2 separate regions of the Mus musculus genome follow, and region 2 is linked to region 1. A link is a loop called in an ENCODE intact Hi-C map of the cell type or tissue named here. Cell type or tissue: left cerebral cortex. All regions are shown on one strand. Each heading gives the region's core, and the rest is flanking DNA. Links, peaks and the distances in the headings are about the cores only. Region 1 overlaps Zswim9 (zinc finger SWIM-type containing 9). Region 2 holds the start of Vmn1r85 (vomeronasal 1 receptor 85).

Evidence for each region. Peaks named below come from ENCODE experiments on the same cell type or tissue, not always from the same donor. Only the 100,000 strongest peaks of a DNase experiment are listed, where the experiment ranks them.
Region 2: it touches region 1 in a loop (2.8-fold over the local background); 4 of 42 quality-filtered maps call a loop at or near these places.

The regions. Positions count from the first base shown.
Region 1 is chr7:13,259,729-13,268,908 of GRCm38, reverse strand. Zswim9 (zinc finger SWIM-type containing 9) reads left to right here. Exons shown (of 5, transcript NM_177312.4): 4 at 7,269-8,009; 5 at 8,011-9,180. Among named protein-coding and RNA genes, the nearest start is that of Zswim9, 14 kb to the left of the region's middle. In left cerebral cortex, for the core only: a CTCF peak has its summit at 5,111 (motif pointing left); DNase peaks (open chromatin) are centred at 3,748, 4,203 and 4,874.
Region 2 is chr7:13,080,754-13,089,933 of GRCm38, reverse strand. It overlaps Vmn1r85 (vomeronasal 1 receptor 85), which reads left to right and starts at 4,719. Exons shown (of 1, transcript NM_145847.1): 1 at 4,719-5,645. The coding sequence starts at 4,719. The coding sequence ends at 5,645. In left cerebral cortex, for the core only: no CTCF peak of the experiment used is centred there; no DNase peak of the experiment used is centred there.

The sequences.
Region 1 (9,180 bases), core at 2,855-6,854:
ATGGAAAGTACATAAACAAGTCCATTGTTTAATGAATGTTCCTAGAGTATGCCCCTGAACTCAGCACACAGGAAATTGTTATATAATGAGATAGAGTTCAAAGTATTGTAAAGCAGAAGAAGCTAGGGACATGCAGAAATTGTAATGTACTGTTAACTATCTGGTGTTTATTTTTGCAGTCCTGGGACTAGAACTCAAGGCCTACTATATGCTGAGCAAGCACTCTGCCACTGAGTCATGCTCCTAATCCCTCATTGGAGGATTCTAGTCAGGTGTTCTCCCACTGAGCCGTGTTCCCAACCTCTTAATGGGGGATTCTAGTTCTGCTATCCAGCATAGTAGCCATTGGCCTCATGTACTCTTGATCATTTGAAATGTCTCAACATGGTTGAGGAGCTGGGTTTGTGGTTGGTTGGCTGGTTGATTGCTTTGGGGTTTTTGTTTGTTTTTATTATTGTTTCTTTTGTTGTAGGGATGGAGTACACATAGGCACCTGAGGTTGACCTTGATTACTTTGCAGTGTGGTTTTTAACTATATTATACTTACTTGTTTGGGGGTGGTGGGTGTGCAGGTGAACCCAGGGCACAATTTGCATTCAGAGGTCAGAAGACAATTTTCAGGAATCAGTTCTTTCCCTCTGCCATATAGGTTCTAAAGATTGAACCCTGGTCCTCTGGCTTGGTTGTAAGCACTTTTAACTGCTGAGGCATCTCACTGCCCCACCCTAACCCCTCTAATTTTTGAGACAAAGACTCTCACTGAACCTGAAGTTCATTAATTTGAGTAGTCTGGCTACCTAGCCAATTAGCTTCAGGGATCTACCTGTCTCTGCCCCCACCTCTCACTAGTTTTTTTATGAGGAATCTAGGCATCTAAACTTAGGTCCCTATACTGGAGTGGCAGGTACTTTACCAACTGTGCCATTCCCCCAGCCCAAAACTGGAGTTTTTAAGTAATTGAATTTAAACAGACCTCTTCATTAGTATGACTTTTGCATCAGGTAGCATAGAGCTGTACATGTGCAGGTAAGTTTACATTTCTATATTTAAAATACATATTTTTTTATATATCTAGTACACAATGCTATAAGTTCACGAGATTTCCATTCAAGTGTACTATGTACTTGGTGGACCTTAGTCCCCAACCTCACATCATCCTCTTCCCTCATTCCCCTGCTATACTCCACATCCTCTTTCCTAATAACCCTCCTTGATTTTCATTATGTATATGTTTTGGCTGTACAAATGAGAGAAAAATACAGTATTTTCCTATTTCAGTCTGACTTGCTTAATATGATCTCCAGGCCCATCTATGTCCCTGTAAATGACAAATGACCCAATATTATTGTTCTTTGAGGTTGATTAAAACTCCATTAACTATAACCTGCCCCAGCTTGCACACACATGCATGACTTCATATATGCTCAAGTGCACACACACACACACACCACTCAACAATAGACAATGTTGTCTATTTTGCATCTTCAGTTTGGTTGGTTGATTGGTTCATTGGTTGGTTGAGGTAAGGGCCCATGGAAGCCCAGGCTGACCTGGAACTGGCTGTGTACCTAAGGATGACCTTGAACTCCTAGTCATTTAGTTTCTGCCTCCTGAATGCTGGGAGTAGTGTGCTACCATGACTAGCACACAAATAGTTTGTCTTACCTTGCATGCTGACGAATGCCAAATGTCAACATCTTTCCTTCTTTCTCTGGGACTTGGTCAGGTCCCCTGAGAAAAGTCTTCTCACTTGCTGATTGGGGGTGAAGGCCAGGCTGCCATAGTCTAGCTGCTATATGGGGAAGGGACTGGATCTGGCAGTCAGCATGATGCATGTCGACCCTGCATGGAGCTTGGAATCTCCCTCCTTCATTCTCAGGTGGGCCCGCTGTCCACAAGACCAGCAACTTTTTCCATTTACCCTGTTTACAGAATAAACCTCCAGCCACTTGGAAGAGTGACAGCCTAGAGGGAGAGGAGAATCTCAGGGTTTCCTACAGCCCTAACCTAGTCTTATGAGCAAACCCTGTATTGCCTGATCCTAATGGGTTTCTGTATTCGTTACCAGTACTTTCCATCTGCCCACTTAGGTTTCACAGTTTTTGTGGGTAGGATAACCATCAGTTTCCTCACCTGCTTTCCAGCTTACAAGGTAAGTGTTGCACCTGTCATCTTTCTCTCTCCCCCATCTTTAGAGGTTGAAAAGAAAGAGGGATGCTCAGTCCATCACTTTGTGTAGTCTCACCCAGGCTCTTTCACTTCTAAGTTCTTTTGAAAGACTTCTATGTTATAAAGCACATCAGTAATCTGAAAGGGAATTCTTTACTGTCATCCCCAAACTAGATAGACAGCATTTATATATTCCTTTCACTTTGCAGCAGTTTTTCAAGGAAGGGTATGTTAGCTTTACATCAGTATATTGATATGCCCAAGGCCATAAACTTTACAAAGTAAATAAGTTCATTTATTTCATAGTTCTAAAGGTTCCGCTCAAGAATCGGCAGCCTCATTGACTTGGGTCTCTGGCATGGTGGTACATTATGTAGGGAGCACATGGCAGAGCAAGCTGCTCAAGGCCCTGGCAAGGCAGGAAGCAGAAAAGCTTCAAGGACTGGTGTTGAGTCACAGTCTTTCAGATGCATACCCTAATGAACTAAAGACCTCCCATAAGGTTCCAAGGAGCCCCACATGTGCATGAGCCTGTAACACTATACGCCACTGTAGGACACTGCGGGGACTGAAAAGCATAGCAGAGATTGTTTTTGGACAGCTCAGAACCTGGCCCTTTTTTTATATGTCATTGACCAAAACAAGTAATGATACTACGCACTTGCAAAGCACATGAAGTACAAAGTACTAAGTGCCCAGGATGGAGAAACCCACAGTCACTTGTCATGTTTTGAGTGTGAAATGTTCCTTATAGGCTCATGTGCTTGAACATGTGGCCTCTAGTTTGTGACACAATTTTGGACGGTTGTAGAGCCTTCACAAGATGAAGCATTGCTAGAGGAAGTAGATCACTGAGGTGGTGTCTAGAGTCTTTATAGCTTTCCTGTCAGAGCTCTGCTTCCTAGCTGCAGTCACAGGTTACCAGCCACTTCACGCTCCTCCATATCTCCTACCCCTGCCATGAAGGACTGTTGACTCGAACTGTAAGCCAAAATAAACTCTCCTCACTTCAGTTGTTTCTTAGCAAGTATTTGGTCACAATGAATAGTAAAATAACCAGTACATTTGACAAAGGACAAAATCGGGCCATGTCATCAAGACCTTTCTTAAGTTTTGCCAGTGTTTATACCACTTCAGCCATCCTGGAGTGGGGTGGGTATAGTCAAAGCTGGCAACTTGATTACTCTTGGTATGTTCTCAATGCTTCCTATACATTGTGGCTGTGCTGTTTATTGGCTATAGGACAGTGAACACATTATAAACAGGTAACTTAGGTTCTTGGAGCCTCAGTTTGTTCATCTGTAAATGGGGGTGATAATAACAGACAATACTTTTTAGGATTATCAGGTGTGGATTAAGTATGTGTGTCAGGGAACCATGAACTTTTCCTCAGATGAACAAATTTCTCTTCACTCCAGATGGAGCAACAGCAACATACCCAACACGCAGTTCCACTTAGGTCTACCTCGGGAAACTGATGGTTTTATTTAGGGTTACAGAAGCATGGGCGGTTTACAAGCAAATACACTGCTGAGGAAATGTCCTTTTCCTAGCAACCAGTAACAGCCTACACATCCTTGGGGAGGGTCTGGTCCTCATGAGCCACTCCTCACCATTATAGCGGAACTTAAATAGCCCCAGTCTTGTACAGGTTTCAGACAGAGAGACAAAGAGGCGGAGAGAACCTCTGCTAAAATCTCAAGAGAGCATCTATCTTGTCATGCATAGATGACAGAGTGGCACAACAGTGAGACAGGGACAGAAAGAGAAAGAATCCAGAAAGTAACCCTGTATATTTTAGTTATTTGGCTATTGTTGTCACTCCCTCATTTTTCCTCCTTCAGGACAAAGTGGAGAGTACTATCACTCTGATATGGAAAGGAAAGGGCATAGTTGCCTATAGGGAGGTGGGAGTGGGAGTGGAAAGTGCTGTGGTTGGTCTCTACCCACTACCTGCACATGCCTGAAACAATGTTCCTTAAACGTTTCCATCTCTGCAGATGCACCATTGTGCACAGAGCCTAAGAATCTGGCCTTATGCCCAAGCTACATGGACTCAGAGCCTTACTCTGCCAGTTCTCTCTGGATGACCTCAAATGAGCAAGCAACTGGCTTCTCTGTGTTTGTTTCCCCCTGTGTAAGGGGTGGGGGGGTAATTACAGTGCATGCTTTGTGAGGTTATTAAAGGGTTTGGAGGAGCGTCTGGTAGAGAAGCACTTCATGCATGACTAATGTTCTCAGGGCTTCATTCACCCAGAATCATCACCTTAAGATCTATTTCTCTCTAATTTTCTGCCTGTTCCACATACACACACCACAGTGCACCTGATTTATACTTTTCCATTCCTAGAGCAGTGCTCTGTATATCATGCTTGTTCCGAAACTATTTGGAAGAAGACTAAACTGATTTACATAAGAGCTCCACCTTCATCAAATGTTAGCACACCCATTAAGTGTCACCCACACAACTCTGCCTTCTCCTACCCCACCACTCCTATAGGCCTAAACCTTTCTCCTAGACTTCCTAGCCCAAAGACTTGGGCAAGTCCCTCCCTTGTTGCCATTGGAGACCGTTGTGCCACTCTGGGGTTCAGTGATTCACTAGGAATCACAGAACACAGAAGCATGTTATACTCACAGTTAACAGTTTATTACAACAATATGACACAGCTTAAATTGAATAAACACCTCCATGTGGCTACCCTACTGGATACCGCGGGTGTGGGCTGAACATCTTTTAAGTAAATTCAAATGACAGTGTAAATGCTGGAGACTAGAGGGATGAGTCAGAGGTTAAAAGCACTGGGTGCTCAGCATGGGCTCGCTGCGGTACTTCCTCCCACCACACCATACTGTGCTTACCAAATATATCCTTGGTTCTACAAAACATGGTCCTGAGTTCAATTCCCAGCAACCACATGGTGGCTCATAACCATCTGTAATGGGATCCGGTGCCCTCTTCTGGTGTGTCTGAAGACAGCTACAGTGTACTCATATACATAAAGTAAGTAAATAAAAAATTATAATAAAGCACTAACTGCCCTTCCAGAGGATCCAGTTTCATTTCCAGCATCCACCTGGAGGCTCACAACTGTAATTCCAATTCCAGAGGCTCCAGCATCCTCTTCTGGCCTCCAAGGGCCCCAGCCACACACATGATATATAGAATATGCGGTCAAAAAAAAAACACATAAAATAATTTAAAAGTAAGTAATATCTGAAAATGTTGTAGAACTATAACTTGGGTCAGTGATAAACTCAGTGTGTGTGTGACTTTTTCTGTTTTCTTAAAACATTGAATCTCAGTACCCTTTGGAGTGCTAAGTGTGTGATTTTAGGGTTAGGTAAGCAATGCCTTTCTTCTCTTCGGACTCTTCCAAACCTATTATTTTAGCAAATATCTATGTATTTTGGTCACCTGAGTGCGTGTGTGCATGTATTGCATGTACCTGAGCAAAGCAATGCATGTTTCCATGCAGAAGTCAGAGGAGAATACTACCTGTCTTCCTCATATCACTGTGTTATTGCCTCAATCTCATACTGAAGTAAAAAATGCTGTTTTCATCTAGGCTGGCCGCCTCTAAACTCTCAGAATCTGCCTGTCTTTGTTTCCCATTGCTGGAGTTACAATCATACAGCTGTGCCCAGTTTTTTATGTGGGTGCTGTGGATTTGAATCAGGTCCTATGCTCACTCTGCCCATTGAGCCATCTACTCAGTTTGTTCATAGATTATTTAGTAGATTTTGTGAAAGCTGGACATTATTCAGTGTTTTGGTTTTGTTCTTAAGTCTTGCAGGATGAGGTTGGATTATGGCAGAATGCTGTAAAGAGGTCTCTGGTTAAGTTGGATTCAAATTCTGTTTCCACCACTGTAAGTTATTTCTTACAGAAACTGGCTCGTGGATCTCTAGCCACTAGCCCAGTACTTAAAGAGATCTGGGGCTGGTGGTGTAGCTCAGTTGGTAGAGTGCTTGCTCAATTGGCTCCCCTGGTTCCATGCCCAGAACCTCATATAAGCCAAGTGTAGTGGTATGTGCCTGTAATCCCACATCTTAGAAGGCAGACAAAAAAAGGACCAGAAGTTCAAGGTTATCCTTAGCTACATGTTTGAGACCAGTGTAGGTGACAGAAAACCCTATCTTGGGGCAGAGGGGAGTCTTTGAACAAATAATGAATATGGTCACTATGAACCTGGACTCTTCTGAAAGTACATATTGACCACTTCTTAATAATGAGGATGTTGCTTATACCAGGCAATGTACAAGACTCATTAATACATTTCATCTCTCTAGTACCGGGACTTGCTGTTGCCATTTTAAAGATGAAATGGAGATGAGGCAAGCAGCCAAAAGCCACTTAGCCAGAAAGAAGTAGGTGCAAGACCTCAGGTGGGGCAGTCTGGTCTAGAAAGCTTTGTTCTTAACTGCTGTTCCCTCTCTCAGGACTGGGAGGAATGAACAGTCAGTTCCTAGAAGAGGAAACCGGCAGGAATGGAGGTTAAAGAGGAAACTGAGGCAGAAAGGTAAAATCAAGCCATGAGGCGGGTAGGGAGACTTAAATCAAGATCTGCCTCCACAATCTGCTGCTTACTAGTGGCCCTCAAACTAAAGCAGTGGGGATCCCACTGGAGGCTTGTCTAAGAAGATTCACAGTCCCTGCTCCAGCAGGCACAGAGGGCTTCCAGATGGCTGCTTGTCTCTTGCAGTTCCTACAGCCTGTTGTGGTCCAAGGCCCTTGCATAGACTGCTGCTGGGTGCAGGAAGGAGTAACAAACACCTGGCTTGCAGCAGCAGCAAATAGGACTCAAAAGTATCACAGCGGCTAACAGTATCACACATGCAAATGTCCCAGTATTATCAGGTCAGATCAGGAAGGATGTCCTGATCACAAACTGTGGAGAGCTGCGAGGTTACACGAACTCCTGATTTTGGTTTTCTTATGTGCCTCTTGCCAACCAAAAGAATCTGCAAACCCATGGACGAATGGATTTGCATTACACGCACGCGCGCGCACACACACACACACACACACACACACACACACACACACACACGGTGTACTCTGACCTCTTTTCTTGACTTATTGCCCCTGTCTACAGGTGAAGCTGGTGTTCGTGGAGGATCAAGCAATGGTAGAGACTGTGTTCCTTCTAACATCGCGCACCAGGGCGCTGCTGCGGCGCTTCCCACGCATCCTATTGGTGGACCGGCTACCTGGGTTGCAGGGCACCCTGGACCTGATGGCAGTACTGTGTGTGGACAGCGCTGGACGTGCGCGCCAGGCTGCCTGTTGCGTGGCGCGTCCCGGCACGCCTAGCCTACTGAGATTCATGCTGGTTTCCCTGCTGCAAAGCGCTCCTGATGTCAAAGGCCGAGTGCGCTGCCTCACAGCTGGACCAGAGGTGGCCGGACAACTGCGTGCAGTTCGCCAGCTGTTGCCGTGTGCACGTGTGCAGATCTGTCGCGCTCAGGGTCTAGAGACGCTCTTCAGTAAGGCACAGGAGTTGGGTGGTGCCAGCCAGGAGGATCCGGACCTGTGGCCACTCCTCTGCCGCCTAGCAGATTCAAAATCCTATACTGCTTACAGCGAGGCGCTGGCTGAGTTGCGTTCCCAGGCTCCAACTGCTTTCATCAGATATTTTGAGCACAACTGGGCGCCCCGCCACGACATGTGGGTACGTTTCCGTGCCTACGAAGCAACCCGTGACCTGGATGCCTGTGCTCTTGTGCGCAGCCATCGCAGGCGACTCTTAAGACGCCTCAGCCCCTCACATAGTGTAGCTCAGTGCCTTCGTGACCTAGTGGCCATGCAATGGGCAGATGCAACTGGAGAGGCAGCCCTCAGAGGGTGTTAATGGCGACCGAGTGTTGTTGGAGAGTGAACCCAGGAATAGGGCAAGGATGGAGAAAGAGAAGGGGAGGGGCACAGAGACCAGCCACTGTGGAAGGCCTCATCGAGAGAGTGAGAAAGGGAGGCGACTGCACTTGAGAGATGGTCAAGGAGTCTGGTTGGAGAATCAGAAGGTGAGGGGTCGTGAAGGGACAGGAGCCCAGCTGGAAAAAGAGCTTTTGAGAGAGCCAGAGGTCAGAGACTGGAGGGGAACCCAGATAGAGAATAGGGTAAGGGTGCTGGGGCCCATAGATCGGAGAGGCAACCTGGTTGAGTCTGAGAATGCCAAGAGTCTTGAAGGAAGGCCCTGGAGAGACGTACAGTTGCAGGAGGAGAGGGCACGTGCACCAAAACCTCAAGACTGGAAAGAGCCTCCGTTTGAAATAGAGAAGGGGATCGACGTTAGAAAGTGGAGGGAGGTCCATGTGGAGAAGCCCTTAGAGTTAGTCCCCAAGAACGGAGATCAGAGGGGAGCTGAGGGGCAGAAAGGGCCGGAGACTGCAGAGGAGAGAAGTGGGAGGTTTCTAGTCAAAAGGAGGCGGGGCCTGGAGGACATTGTTGTTGTTCATTTAGAGGACGCAAGAGCAACAGGCATAGTAAATGGAGATGGCAGGGGACCCCAACCTGTGAGTTTCAAGAATGGAGGACAGCAGGTGGAGTTTGGGGACCCTGGGGGGAGGCTTCTAGGGATGGGGAATGGTGTACCATGCACCACCCCTGTGCAAACTGTGTTGAAAGGCAATCCAGAATGGGCAGTGAACAGGGTTGAGTCCCTGGCTGCAGGGGAGGCAGTACAGGGAGGAAGTGAAGAAGGCCCAGGGGAACCAAAGAGACTTTGCCTCCCCTGTAGAGATGAGGGAGTGGACTGTGAGCTACTAGCCAAGTTCCGAGCAGCCTGTGGGCCAGAGTTGGCAGATCTAGTGGCAGAGGAGCTAGCCTTCGCTAGGCAACATGGGACCCGAGGTTTCCACTGGACCGGAGCTGGCTTTGCCCTTAAGGATGGCACCTCAGACTTCTTCCTGGATGGGGCCCTGACACACTGCAGCTGCTCAATCTATGCTGCCAGATGCCTGCCCTGCAGACACCTCTTTGCTGCACGTCTCCTCACAGGGGCAGCCTTG
Region 2 (9,180 bases), core at 3,226-7,225, 180 kb after region 1:
CAGCCTCTCCCTCACCCAGAAAAGCATTTCTGTGGTCCCTGAAACTCAGCAGACATCTGTATAAATAGTGATGGAGGTTGGGATCCTGCTGAGAATTAAAACTGTCCTTGCCATAAAAGCAACAGAGTGTCCTTGATGTTGTGTGGTTACTTGGCTAAGGCACCTTTGTGAGGTAAGCAAAGCTGGCCTTGGTGCTTAATCAAGGGAAAATGGATATGGAAACAGAGTGGTCTCCACCACATCTGCCTGAGTGGACCTTTTCCAACATTGTTTGAGAATGTGTCTGTAATAAAGGCCTATGCTATGTTCAAAAAGTACTTTGGAGAAATATCAAATTAATAATTTAATTATGAGACAGGTGTGATGGTATACAACTTTAACTCCAGTACTTTGAAGACAGAGGCAGAGAGGAAGGAAGATCTCTGTGAGTTGGAGTTCAGCCTAGTCTACAGAGTAACCTCAAGAACAGACAGACAGAACTCCATAGAGAAACTCTGTCAAAAAAAAAAAAAAAAAAAAAAAAAGCTTAGTAATGCACCTGAAGCATGTAAGGTTTTATAATTTGGGGGTTGTGAGAACTAAAAGGGAGAAAGAGGAGGAAGAGAGGATAGCCCACATCCGGCCAGAGTTCCTGCTATGCCATGGGCAGGTGGACATGTGAGGGCTGCCAGATGCTTTCCACTCAGCCCCGGGTAAGCATCTAAGTCACTGATTCCACTCAATGGGGGGTGGACAAGAGGCAGCCCCTGACCTTGGGGGGGGGGGCAGGAAACACCCTGTCGCCTCAGGGTTATGGGAGATGGGGCTTAGGGGGACAGGTTCCCACACAGGTGAGAGTCTGTGCACAGCGGGTTTTGATGAGCAAAGACAGTCTATGGTTTTAGAGCTTTATTATAGAAAGGCAGGGGAAAGAGAGAAGGTAGAAAGAGAGAGAGAGAGATCATCCATGGCCAAGAAGAGAGGAGGGGGGAAAGGAGATAGAGAAGAAAGGCTAGAGAGTAAGAGGTAGAGAGAGGAGAGGAGTGAGAGGAGAGAGAGCAAGAGAGTGAGGTGGGGCCAAGCAGCCCCTCTTATGGTCTTTACTGTTGCTAGGTAACTGGGGATGAGTGTATCCTGATGCTCAGAAGCTTGGGACATTGCCTACGTGACTACTAACCATGCTTCTCTAGTGGGGGCTGAGGGGGCAGTAACTTAGACAGGAGCCAGAGTTCCAGGAGCATGAGGGAACTCCTTCCATCCCATGTAGGTGAATTATCACCACTGGGTCCTGGGATTCAACATCTCAGCTTGACTGGAGACCAGACTGCCTGTGTATAGCCCAATGCCCCACGGGGTGTTGTTGTTGTTGTTGTTTGTTCATTTTGTCTGTTCAAGACAGGGTTTCTCTGTGTACCCCTGGCAATCCTGGATTTGACTCTGTGGACCATGCTGGCTTCAGAGACCTACCCGCCTCTGCCTTCAGACTGAGGTAATTAAAGATGTGCGCCACCTCCGACCTTTTGTAATTGTGTAAACTTTCTGTCTTTCCATCATGTATATCATCATTGTGTTTGTATACTTCCTACTGCCTTCTATAATCCCCTTCTCATTCCCATTGACCCCTATTTCCATTCCTTTAAAAAGAAAGAAAGAAAGAGAGAGAGAGAGAGAGAGAGAGAGAGAGAGAGAGAGAGAGAGAGAGAAAGAAAGAAAGAAAGAAAGAAAGAAAGAAAGAAAGAAAGAAAACAGTCTCATCACAGCATTAGCTGGACTTCGACTTGCTATTTAGAGCAGGCTGGCTTTGAACTTAAAGAGCTCTCAGCCTCTGCCCCTGCCCCTGCCCCTACCTCCGAAGTACTGGGAATAAAGGGACCCTCTACACACAGTCACCCCTCCTTTTTTCTGTGTTTTTTTGTATTCAGGTCTTGAGTTGTTGATCACCACTATGGGATGATCGTGGTTGTCATATCCAGGAGACAGCATTTCATAACATTGTTCCTTTGGACCTTAGAATTTTTGCTCTCTTCTCCCAGTGTCCCTGGGTCTTGAAGACGATATAGTAGATGTCATGTTTAGGTATCCAGAATTAATGGACAGTTATTCCAAGCACTTTGAATACTTGTGAATCTCTCTGTGTTAAATATTGACCTCTGATGAGAAGTTTTTGTGATCTGGGCAGAACTGAGACTTGTCTGTGGGTATAAGCATAAATATTTGGAAGGCAGATTGACTAGTGTGTGTTTTGCAAAACTGAGCACTCTTAGAGTCAAACTTTATTGGTAGGCAAGGATATAATACAACGATGACTAATCCATGCACTGTGTGGTCAAAATAAAACTCCAAGTGTACCTTTGTATTCTCCATGGAACCTTAAAACACAGTGTAAGAACGCAAGGCACAGTGGTCTCCAGTGGAACTGTTTGAGTGTTTTTTGAGGCTCTGCTTGGAGTTCAGCTTTTATGCTAACAGCTGTGATAATTCCCACCACTGTTTTCAAACTTTTAATGACTTCTTCACTCCTCAAGTTTACTTTCTGATATGTATCATCTTGGGGAAATGCAAATATTCAGAAGTAGATTTTGCACTCTTAGAATGCTAAAGTTATCTGGGTGAGCAATGTTTTCCCCTGAGCATATCTAAGTAATGCGCAGTAACAAGCTCATTGATGCCTTGGGTGCCAAGCTGGTCCATGTCCACTGGGAGGAAGAGTCCTGTCATCCTGTCCTTGATTTAGCCATGCCACCTGCTAGGCAGCCTTTCCAAGACACATCCTATCCGTGGGATTCACACAGCCCTGAAGGGCTCCCAGTGCTCAGCGCTCAGAGGCAGAGGAAGGTATGATGAGCTTCACACTGATCCTCTTCCCCGGTCTATCCTGTCTTAGACTTGCACTGTTTTCCTTCAGATTTCTTTTCTCCTATTTTTCTTTCCAGATAACTAAATTGTATCTTTCTCCTTTTTTTGTACCAAATCTTGTCTTTAGCTTATAATATTCTCACTATTTTCCTACTTTTATTTGCTTATATATTTACTTATTTGTTTATTGATTTATTTGCATCTGTTAAAGACATCTCCCTACACCCTTTGTCCTTCTGTTTCTACCTAAACTACCTGCACTTTCATTACAGTTAAATCTTATACAGCATATGCAGTGTAGTAAAGAGTACATTTCTAATGTTCCCTTGAACACTGGAGCTATGTGCTCATTTGCATTTACACTTTGCCCAACAATTACCTAACATATATTTGTGGTGTTATTAAATTATGGACATACTAACAGGTTACTGGAATGTAATGCTTTGGTGATGATTTATGACATACTTGAAATATAATAGAAAACATTATATATTTAGTGTCTTTAGTCCAATTTGGGATTTGGTGGTAGTGATGATTGTATTGATTCATTGAAGCTTTATGAGGTCTTATTGGCAGATGCACATCCTATCTGTATATTGTATTATGAATTTAGTTACATACACAAGCATGGCTTTCATGACGTTTGCCCATAATTCCCTACTGTATCACTCTGCCACATCCGTTTCTCAAACATGGCTCAGAGTCTCCCCACTGGGTTTGTGAATTTCCCCACCAGATTCGATATATGAGAATATGTGTCATGTTTATCTGTGTGAGATTGCCTTATTTCACATAACACAATGGTCTGTTTTTCAGTTCATTTTCCTACAAATAATTAAAAGAGTGACAGAAAAATATATTTCTCTAAGAATGTGCTCAACGATGGGCTGGGTGTTGTAACAACCAACTCTTCATATTTTGAATAACAGAAGCTCTACAGAGGGATTGAGTCCCCAAAATAACCCAATGGTTGGACTCAGAAACAAATCCTAAGTGAGAAGTCTTTCATTGAGAATTGATATCCAATTTATTCTTTTCTTTAACATGCACAGTGTTTTACTTCCATGTATATTTGTGAAGTGTGTGCATGTCTGGAAGAAGGTAACAGATTCCCTGGAAATGAACTTACAGTTGTAAGCCTCCAAGTGAGTGCTGGACTCTGTTCTGGGTTATCTGGAAGAGAAGCTGATGCTCTTAACCACTGAGCCATCTCTCATCTCTGTTATAAATTTAAAGATAAATACCTTGGAAGAGTTTAAGAGAACAACTGAACCTACAAAAGTGTTCAGATATATATGTTACTGTCTACTTGGTAAAGATTACAACTTTCAAATAGAGTTTTGAAAATATACAGTATGGACTGGAGAGATGTCGCAGTAGTTAAGAGCACTGGCTGTTCTTCCAGAGGCCCTGAGTTCAATTTCCAGCAACCACTTGGAGGCTAAAATCCATCTACAGTGGGATTTGATACCCTTGTCTGGTATGTCTGAAGTCAGCTACAGTGTACACATATACATAAATGAAAACAACAATTCTTTTTTTAAAAATCATACAGTGTAATCTGCTGAAGAAAAGCTCTTTATAACCTGCAATTTTGTCTTTGGGTCATTAATAAATTCTGCTTCTTGATGTAACAGCACTCAGCAGATTGTTTTTTCTTTGAGTCTACCTGCTTCAATACTTTCTATCATCTGAGGCTCTCAAGATTTCCTAGAATGGAGTACCCAGAGGTACCACATCTGAACCTGAAATACCAAGTTGTTGGACATTTCTCTAACCTTCTCTCCTCCTGAAGTGTCAGTCAGTATATTTCCCAACAAATATGAGTATGTAATTAGCTTTATACTTCAATCTGATCCATTTTTACTGAAGGTCTGACTGAGATGTTGTTTCCAAGCAACACTATCTTGGGGGTTTTCGTCATATCTGAGTTTTGTGTGGGAGTCTTAGGGAACTCATTGCTCCTCATGCTGTATATATTCAACTTCTGGGTCAAAGCTCGCTTTAACAGACAGATCGATCCCATTTTCATGCACCTGATGATAGTCAATATGTTGACAATCATATTTGCTATGATACCATATATCACATCATCCTTTGGAGTGCCTAGTTTTCTGCATGATGCTGGCTGTAAGGCCTTTGTGTATATCTATAGAGTCTCCCGGGCTATGTCCATCTCTAGCACTTCTATTCTAAGCACATTCCAGGCCATCACCATCACTCCCAGTAATTCTAAGTGGGCGTGGCTTAAGCCTAAACTCTCTAAGTGGACTTTTTGCACCTTCCTGTTTTCCTGGTTCATCAACATGGTCATATATGTGCACCTGATTGAGAATGTAATAGCAAAAACTAATTACACTGGTGTTAATTATGGATATTCTCATGTTTACTGTGAAAGTAGTCCAGTTGAGTACCCCAATCCAGGATTTTTCCTCGGCGTTATCATAACAAGAGACCTTGTCCTTCTGGTCATCATGATGTGGACCAGCCTCTCCATGGTGACCCTCCTCTACAGGCATCACAAGAGAGCCCAGCATCTCCGCAACCCAAGACTCTCCTCTCAGAAGTCTCCAGAACACAAAGCCACTCACACAATCCTGTTGCTTGTAAACTGCTTTGTGTTCTTTTATTTGTTGAACAACTTAATCACCCTTTATGATAGGTTTTATACACGTGGAAGAACAGGAAATCTGGGGGCAATTATCACAATTGTGGCATCATTTTACCCTACTCTCTGCCCATTTTTACTAATGAACAGTAATAAAATGTATTTCTTCCCTTCCTATATTCAAAGAGCCATTGGTGACTGATATGAAATCCAGATGTTCTCATCAACAAACCAGTCTCTCCTGTGATTTGTGTGATATGTTGAAAGTTGTGTGGCTCTTGAATCCTTGCTAGAGTCCTAATTAGAATTCTCACAAGTTGTACATTTTCAAGTTTTAGATTTTTAATGTTTTGGATCAATAAAAAGTACATCCACATCATTTCAACAATTTTCACAATTACTGTCTATTGAAATTATAATACTTTGGAGCTTGTAAAATAAAAACTGGCCTTGTTAACCTCCACATAAGTGTCATCATAAACACACAGAGACACATTCTGTACACCTGGCCATACACACATACATGCACATACAAAGATAAATAGATAGATAGTTAGATAGATAGAAAATTGATAGACAATAAATATTCCAAAGATTTTTCTTTATTTTGACACTTTGATCTTGAGGATATTTTGACACTTAGAAAAATCTTTAAGTTACTTGTAATTTGTTTTGTTTTGTATTGTTTTGTTTCGATTTTTGAGGCAAGGTCTCTGTAGGTAGCCCTGGCTTTTCTTGGAACTCACTATGTAGATCAGGCTAGCCTTGAACTCAACAGATATGACTGTCTCTGCATCCCTGAGGGCTGGAAAGGAAGGCATGCCCCACACCAGATTATTTTATAACATTTTTATTCTATTCTATAATGTTTTTCTTCTTTAAATTTGTAATTAGAAGACTCAAAATATTATTTATGACTTGGATAAATTTCATTCAAATGGTTATTTTCATTTCTTTATTATTTTGGTTTTGAGAAAGGGTCTTACTATATAGCCATGGCTGTCCTAGAACTCACTATATAGACTAGCCTGGAAATCACAAAATGCACCTGCCTCTGCCTCACAAGTGATGGGGGGAAGGTGTGTGCCCCATGCCCAACGCAAACTGTCCTCTTTTAAAGAACATGTTATAACATTCAACAAATAAATTTCTTCAAATTAAACATTGCTAATCTTAAATGAAAAGAAGCTATTATTTGTGAGTTATACCCACGCTGTAAAAAGGGTAAGGTGGAACTTGTGAAATAGCCCAGAAATTAAGAACACTCATTGGCTCTACCAGATGACCCACGTCAGGTTCCCAACACCCACATGGTGGCTTCAACAATCTGTAACTCTAGTTCCAGAGTATTCCACATCCTTTTCTGACTTCCAGGAGGAACAGTCACACAATGGCATGCAGACATATGTGCAAGCAGAACATCCACATATGCTAATGTTTGAATTTTAAAAAATATATTATAGAGGATCATAGGATTAGGGGTGAGGAGGACACAACATCTGCCCCAAGACAGGGGAGTAATTGAGACCAGTGGGATCCAGGCACCCAGGAACTCTGCCCGACCAGTGGCACAAGTTCCTCCCAATCTGGGCCTGTGCCCTGAACAGACTTTGGACACTAACTCCACAGCCAGTCCCACAACACCCAGAGGAAGCTCCACTCTCAGGGCTCTAACTCACCCAGCATCACAGGAGCTTGGCCACACCAGGGTCTCAGGGTCCCAGAGGCAGCATGACACCCAGGAGATCTGACACAACCAGGATCTCAGGATCACAGAGATAGCTGGATTCTGAGGAGTTCTGACACAATCAGGATCACAGGAAGGACAGACTCCAGTCAGATATACCAAGGGCAGGTAGCACTAGAGATAACCAGATGGAGAGAGGCAAGCATAAGAACATAAGCAACAGAAACCAAGGTTACCTGGCATCATTAGAACCCAATTCTCCCACCATAGCAAGTCCTGAATATACCATCACAAGGGAAAAGCAAGATTCGGATCTAAAATCACATCTAATGATGATAATAGAGGACTTTAAGAAGGACATAAATAACTCCCTTAAAGAAATACAGGAGAATACAGGTAAACAAGTAGAAGCCCTTAAACAGAAAACAAAAAATCCCTTAAAGAATTACAGGAAAACACAATCAAACAGGCAAAAAAAAATGAACAAAAGCATCCAAGATCTAAAAATTAAAATAGAAACAATAAAGAAATCACAAAGGGAGACAACACTGGAGGTAGAAAACCTAGGAAAGAGATCAGGAGTCAGAGATGCAAGCATCACAAACATAATTCAAGAGATAGAAGAGAGAATATTGGGTGCAGAAGATACCATAGAAAACATTAACGCAACAGTCAAAGAAAATGCAAAATGCAAAAAGCTCCTAATCCAAATCATCCAGGAAATCCAAGATACAATGAGAAGGAAAAAAAACCTAAGGACTATAGGTATAGATGAGAGTGACGATTCTCAACTTAAAGGGCCAGTAAATATCTTCAACAACATTATAGAAGAAAACTTCCCTAACCTAAAGAAAGAGATGCACATGAACATACAAGAAGCCTCCCATCACATAATAATCAAAACACCAAATGCGCTAAACAAAGAATATTAAAATCAGTAAGGGAAAAAGGTCAAGTAACATATAAAGGCAGACCTATCAGAATTACACCAGACTTCTCACCAGAGACTATGAAAGCCAGAAGATCCTGAACAGAGGTTATACAGACACTAAGAGAACACAAATGCCAGCCCAGGCTACTATACCCAGGCAAACACTCAATTACCATAGATGGAGAAAAAAGATACCCTACAACAAAACCAAATTTACACAATATCTTTCCATAAATTCAGCCCTAAAAAGGATAATAGATGGAAAACAACAACACACCCTAGGAGGGAAACTATACCCTAGAAAAAAAGCATGAAGTAATCTTTCAACAAACCCAAAAGAAGAAAGCTATACAAACATAATTCCTCAGCATTTTGCAGCATTGAGGAAATTCACCTCAGTGACAAAGACAAACACTGCCTCAGAGTAAAGCAAATGGTCCCAAGAAACAAGCTGGGGTAGGAATTATAATATTGAATTAAATCAACTTTCAAGCAAAAGTTATCAAAAAAGATAAGGAATGACATCTTCATACTCATCAATGGGAAAAAAATCTACCAAGGTGAACTCTCAATTCTTAATATCTACACTCTAAATGCAAGGGCAGCCACATTCACAAAAGAAACTTTACTAAAGCTCAAAGCATACATCGCACCCCAAACAATGATAATGGGAGACTTCAACATCCCACTCTCAGCAATGGACAGATCATGGAAACAGAAACTAAACATAGACATAGTGAAACTAACAGAAGTATGAACCAAATGGATCTAACAGATACTTATAGAACATTTCATCCTAAAGCAAAAGAATAAAGCTGCTTCTCAGCAACTCATAATACTTTCTCCAAAACTGATCATATCATCACAAACATATTCATCACAAAACAGGCCTCAACGGATACAAGAAGACTGAGATAATCCCATGCACCCTATCAGATCACCAAGGACTAAGTCTGGTCTTAAATACCAACAAAAGCAACAGAAAGCACACATACACATGGAAGCTGAACAATGCTCTACTCAATGATAACTTGGTCAAGGAAGAAATAAAGAAAAAAAATTAAAGACTTTATAGAATTTAATGAAAATGAAGCCGCAACAGAAACAAACGTTTGGGAC